2 separate regions of the Homo sapiens genome follow, and region 2 is linked to region 1. A link is an interaction called in ENCODE POLR2A ChIA-PET data of the cell type or tissue named here. Cell type or tissue: CD4-positive, alpha-beta T cell. All regions are shown on one strand. Each heading gives the region's core, and the rest is flanking DNA. Links, peaks and the distances in the headings are about the cores only.

Region 1 (2,883 bases), core at 384-2,883:
AGAGTCATACAACACACATCATACACTCACACATTCATTCATACATATATTCATACTCACACACTCTTGCCCCCACACACATCACGTTCATTCACTCATATTCCCCTTCTCTGTCTCTCCAAGACAGCCCCAGGCCTCAAGCCCAGTGCATGGTGGAGCCCAGCTGTGTGACAGCTCTGGGGCATTGGGAAGAGCCCGCTAAGTAGGGAAGGGTGGGGCTAATCCCAGCTGGGAGCTCTGGCACTAAGGAGAGGCCCGAGGCTGCCCTCTGCCATCTTGGCCCATTTCAGGGCTGGAGGACATCACAACCACAGCTGCTCCGGGCCAGGGGAGATTCAGATAGGGATGGGGCAGGGCAGGCTGCCCACCCCCCCACACACTTCCTCTGCACCTGCTCTGAGCCTCACATTCAACTTCCACCACGGATGTTGTTGTTTTAGAGAACATGTGACAAATCTGCTGTGTGGGGGCGAGCAGGGAGTGGCTGACACAACCACTGTGGAGCCCGGGTCTGTCAGGCACATCCCCCCAGAAACAGTGTGAGTATAGCCCGGATCCTCCAGGGGCACAAGAGGTCCTTTCACCTGGGGTTGGGGCCCTGAGAACTGACCTCCAGGGATGAAACTTCCAGGAACAGAGCCCTGAGAATGCCCTCATAAGTAATACCCCTGCGCAGCTCACAGTGAAGGCTTCTTAAAGCACTTCCATGCCTGTGAGTTCTGCTGGGCCTCAGAAAAGCCATGTGAGGTGGGCAGGGTAGGGGCAATCCCTACTTTATCAAGGAAAAAACCGAGGCCCAGGGAAATTTGCCCAAAGCTAGAAAGTGCCAAGCCAGTACAAGACCTGAGGTCTTCTGACTTGCATCCAAAACTCTTCCCAAGATGCCCTGTGGCCTCAGCATCTCTCTCCATCAGTCATGGGCCTTACCCTTGGGCCCTTGGGGTCCTGAAGGAGAGCTCTACCAGGGTGCTGTGACTTCAGGCAAAGTGGCTGCATGACCTGTCACACCCCAGTTCTGGCATTGCCTTGGTGGTCACTGGACAGAGGCCTGAGCCCTTGCCACAGGGCAGCACCTTGTGGGGACACTTTGGGGAGATTAAGGGTGAAGGTTGGCTGAGGTGCTGGGGAGCTATGTGAAGTCCTCAGGAACTGTGTTCTGCAGGAGGGAATGGCAGGGATCATCTAGTCCCAGCTTCGTTTATTTCCTAGATGAAGAAATTCAGGCTCAGAGAAAAGTAATGGATTGCTCAAAGTCCTTAGTTAGTACCCCCACATAGAAGGTGCTCAAAAACTATTGTAAAGGTGAGTTAACTGGTGACTGGTAAGGACTACAGTCAGCATCTTCTGACTTCAGGCCCAAGCGTCTGCCCATACAGCCTTTCTCAGGCAGGGAAAATTGGTGATAAGGCTCTTTTATCCTGAAGGCAGAATGAAAGCAAATGACCCCAGCACGGAAGCCAATGAGTATACATAAAGCACGGGAGGCCCTGCTAAGAAAAAGCACCAAGACAAAGGAATATCAGGCCTGGTCACTGCTAATAGTCTGGAGGAACTTCTTAGATGCCTTTTGAACAGGGTGACCCTTTCTTACTCCACACAACATGTTTTCTCAGCTCCTGACTTCCGCTGTGGTTTGTCAGCACTCTCTTTTTAGCCTGAGAATAGTTAGCAAACAAGGGAGGTTGTCATTTCCTCATCGTCAAGCTTTGTTCCTCGTGGGGGCTAGAAATCTCTTTCCAGTTCCAGATTGTGAAGGGTTCCTGAGTAAGCAGCGTGTCTCCATCCCCCTCTCTAGGGGCTCTTGGATGGACCTTGCACTCTAGAAGGGACAATGGACTTCTGGCTTTGGCCACTTTACTTCCTGCCAGGTAAGTACCGTGGGGAAACACTTCAGACCTCTGAATGAGGCTTGAATTGGCCACAAGTAGAATAATTGCCTGGTAGCTCTAGCTCTGATGTTTCTGGATGGATTCAGTTGTGAACCAACACCTAGGGCAGGACAAGAATGGAGGCCATGTGAGGTGTTGGATGCCTTCCTCACTCCATGGTAATGCTCCTTTCTCCACTCCAGACACTCTCCTGTTTCAGTCAGGTGTTAACTCTATCACCCAGGCTGGAGTGCAGTGGTGTGATCATGGCTCACTGCAGTCTTGTACTCCTGGGTTCGAGTGATCCTACCACCCCAGACTCTCTAGTAGCTAGGACTACAAGTGCATGCCACCATGCCCAGCTAATTTTTAATTTTTTTGTAGAGATGGAGTCTTGCTGTGTTGCCCAGGATGGTCTTGAACTTGTGGCCTTAAGTGATCCTCCTGGCTCAGCTTCACAAAGCGCTGGGATTACAGGTGTGAGCCACTGTGCCCAGCCAGGTGTTAACTCTTAAGAGCTGAAGGTGTCATCTCTCCTAAACATATTAGCCTATTAATATGGGATCTTAAAGCAAGTGTCTCCGTACTTCTTTCTTCTTACCTCTACACTCTTTCTATAGATCTTTTTCAGTCCCGAATTTCCAACTTTCAACCCTAAATGAAAATTCCGTAATCCATTCAGTAGCTCTAATCTATTTCCTGAATTCCATATCTCAACTTACAACTGTCTCCTGGGCAACCTCTGCTTCAATATTCCACCAAGATTTGAAATGTAAACTGCCTAACCTTACCTCAATTCTTCATTGATCACCATCCAAACCAGCTATTTCACCTGTCTGAAGTATCGCTGATCATCAGCCACAAAATGCCAGAATGGCTAATTACCACCTCTTCCCATGTATCCTCATTCAGACCTTGATCCAGTCAATGGCCAAATCATTGCAGTTTCTAGATCCATGTCTACTGGGATAAGAAGCAGCAGCAATTGATACTAGGAAGGTAACAGAGGAAATGG
Region 2 (2,906 bases), core at 259-2,758, 360 kb after region 1:
CAAAGGAGGCCTCAGAGTCAGGCCTGGGGAAGTTTTTGGTTAATTTGAATTGGTGTAGCACTGCTGAATTAATGATGAGCCTGCCACACACCTGCGAAATATAACAGCTCACTTCTGTCTATAAACCAGCCCCTTCTAGGTAACCTCTCTAAGGACCTGGCTTGGAGCCCTCTCATCTAAGTAGCAAAACAAATAAACAAACTCAGCTTTACCTCCACTCCCACCAAGATACTGACAGACACGAGGCCTGCAGCCAACTAGGAGAGTGGCCAGGGCACCCAGGCTTGCTGGGTGTCTAGAGGCGGACACCTTTAGGAAATACAAGTCATGCCATCAGGAAACACACGCAAGCCCCTTCAGGTTACCCAAACCGACCCAGGAAGTTAAAGTGGTAGCATGACAGCAGCCTAGGCCAGAAGTTTTCGTCTGCTTCTAAAAACACCCTGGACTTCTGCAAAGTTGCTGGATTACGACTTAAGGTGGTTTCTGGCCACTTCAAATACGGAAGTCCCAACCGATGAATGTGTGTTTATGAATGTTTATCAACTGATGAATGTTTATCTTATTGTGGGATTGGGTGGCATTCAGTTTCCACCTAGAACTTCTAAGCTAGGATTTGGGGAGGGGGTGCGGTTATGAGACCGTGCACTCAGGCACAGGTGAACCTGCAGCCAATCTACCAGCCAGGGGCAGCCCCCACATTCTGGAGAGCCATTTTGAAGAGATCTGTGGATGGAACCGCTGTGAGGAGGGCTGACCAACTGAATAGTGCAGGTCCCTGAAGGGCTCCAGATACGATGCTCAGCCCTCAGGGCAACTGCCTGGCCACTTTCCTGACATGTGGCTTTGTCCCTTTGCTGGGAGCAAGGTTTCCCTTCTAGATTGACCACAGAGGTTATTTCCCCCCACGAAAGGCTCCTGCATTCCATTATTATGTTTACCTTTGAAAGATGTTTGCTCTGCGCATTTCTGAAAAAGGTAGTCTTAGCAGTGAAGAAGCAGTCTTCCAGTTCCTCGTCCAGGCTGCAGTACCCACTGCTCATGCTGCTGTCCACGGTCATCTACCCCGGAGTTCCCGGCCGAGGCCGCCAGCGCATCAAGGGGGCCGGGCTTGGGATGCGGCGGAGGGAGGTGGGCACCCCTCCCCGGGCTCCGCTTGGCGTAAGCCCCTAGCTCTGAGCCCCGAGCCGGGAGCTGGTCGGGTAGCGGACCAGGCAGAGCCGGCGGGCCGCCTGCGTTTCTTTCAGCGGGGTGCGAGCGCTCGGGCGGCCCGGTAACCTGCTCCTGTCCCCGCGCCGCCTGCGCCTGCAGAGCCCCGGGCGCCCGGCTCGCGCCTCACTCCCTGACTCGTCCGGGCTCTGCGGTTTCGTGTCCCCGGCGCCAGCGCCCTCCCTCCGCCGCCGTGCAGAGCGCCATCTCCGCACCTCCCCCGCCTCCCGCGCCTTTCCTGCCCCTCGCGTAAAGCAGTTCTGAAGCCACTTCCTCTGCAAGGTTCCTCAAAGCCGGCTCGGCTGTCACTGCGCCCCTCCCCCGCCTCCCCGCCGCCTGGGTGCCACCCGCCCCCGGTGGCAAGTGGACTCAGGGAACTGCAGGTCATATAAGGGATGCAGGGAAAGAAGGGACCAGGATGGACCCGAGGGGGAACATTCCCTCTGTTCTTTCTTCATCATGCACTTGCTTCTGGAAAGAGCCCATTCTCATCAGCCCCGGTGACTCAGGTTCCACGGAGTAAAAGGTGCTAGCTATAAGGGCAACACCATCCCTCCTCCCTTCTCCCCCATCCACTTCCTCACCCCCACCCCCTCCCTCCCCCATTCGCTGGGTGGGGGAGCCGGGTCAATCGGAATGGTTAGAGAAGAAAAAAATCAATATCTGCCCTGCCTGGGGAAACAGCAATATTTTAAGTTGGAAATGCCAGAAGAAACTGCAGGGTCACCACAAACACATGCAAATCAGATGCAGAGTTATGGCAACCTAGAGAGCAAGCTGCCTTCCCACCCATAGAACTTGGCCCTCAGGAAGCCTCAGGATACACAGGAGCCTGCAGACACTGTCCAGGTCATCTGTGTATCTTCCGGATAGTCTGAGAAAGAGGGGTCTTGGCCTGATCTTGTCATTCCTAACATTGAGAAGGGCTCATTTATATTTTCCCATCTGACTGGACAAAGGAACACATAGGGCTGAATCCTTCAAAGCAGTTAAGACAATTACCCCACAATAGATCAATAGCAGTTCTAGCTACCATTGTTTGAACAACTCTCTGTGCAAGTGATTTACGTGCACTCTATCATTGACTCATTCCAATAGCCTTGAGACAGAGACTGTGTACAGATGAGAAAAGTAAGGCTCGGAGTCACACAGGTAGAACACGTGTGCTGGGACTCAGCCCTGGTGTGTGCAGCTGCCTACGCCCCAGTCACTGTCATGTACAGACCCTCAGCAATGATGAGGCTATTTGGGTGGGCACTTTGCCATCTTTAAATACAGTGGGGGCTGGAGTCCCGGCAGGGAAACTGCCTTCAGAGGCCTGGCTTTGCTACCATGTTCATGGAGTCTGATGGCTCATGGACCCCGGAGGGCCCTGGACTGTGGCTGAGAGGGGTTATCAGGTCTCTCTCCAAATCTGTGTAGCTTTTCCTACAGTTCTGAAACAATCCAGTCCTGGGGAAACATAAGCTGGGTGGAGGACTAGACTCAGCCCCCCGGACACCAAGCTGCCAACTCCATCTTAAGCTCTGGCTACCTTCATGAGAAACCCTCTCCCTCTCCCACCTAAGCCAAATCCGTCAGTGCTCGGGAAGGTTTCAAACTGCAGCCCAATTTGGCTTCATCCTCCCACACAGTCTTCTTCCCAGAAGCCTGCGAGTGCCTGGCAGGCACAAAAACAAGAGAGCTGAGAGTCAGCA

The links. Peaks named below come from ENCODE experiments on the same cell type or tissue, not always from the same donor. Only the 100,000 strongest peaks of a DNase experiment are listed, where the experiment ranks them.
Region 2: POLR2A ChIA-PET joins it to region 1 with 11 read pairs; 7 of 35 experiments call an interaction of 5 or more read pairs at or near these places.

What each region holds. Positions count from the first base shown.
Region 1 is chr1:206,920,803-206,923,685 of GRCh38, reverse strand. It overlaps FCMR (Fc mu receptor), which reads left to right and starts at 1,745. Exons shown (of 8, transcript NM_005449.5): 1 at 1,745-1,868. The coding sequence starts at 1,832. RefSeq lists enhancers at 225-304, 965-1,174, 1,715-1,844. In CD4-positive, alpha-beta T cell, for the core only: no CTCF peak of the experiment used is centred there; DNase peaks (open chromatin) are centred at 415 and 1,635; H3K4me3 peaks cover 2,500 bases; H3K27ac peaks cover 2,500 bases.
Region 2 is chr1:206,555,729-206,558,634 of GRCh38, reverse strand. All of the region lies in intron 2 of RASSF5 (Ras association domain family member 5), which reads right to left. LOC124904494 (a long non-coding RNA gene) reads right to left here and starts at 267. Exons shown (of 2, transcript XR_007066831.1): 1 at 1-267. RefSeq lists enhancers at 775-1,024, 650-1,150 and silencers at 1,175-1,514, 1,535-1,604. In CD4-positive, alpha-beta T cell, for the core only: no CTCF peak of the experiment used is centred there; DNase peaks (open chromatin) are centred at 384, 1,414 and 2,334; H3K4me3 peaks cover 2,500 bases; H3K27ac peaks cover 1,864 bases.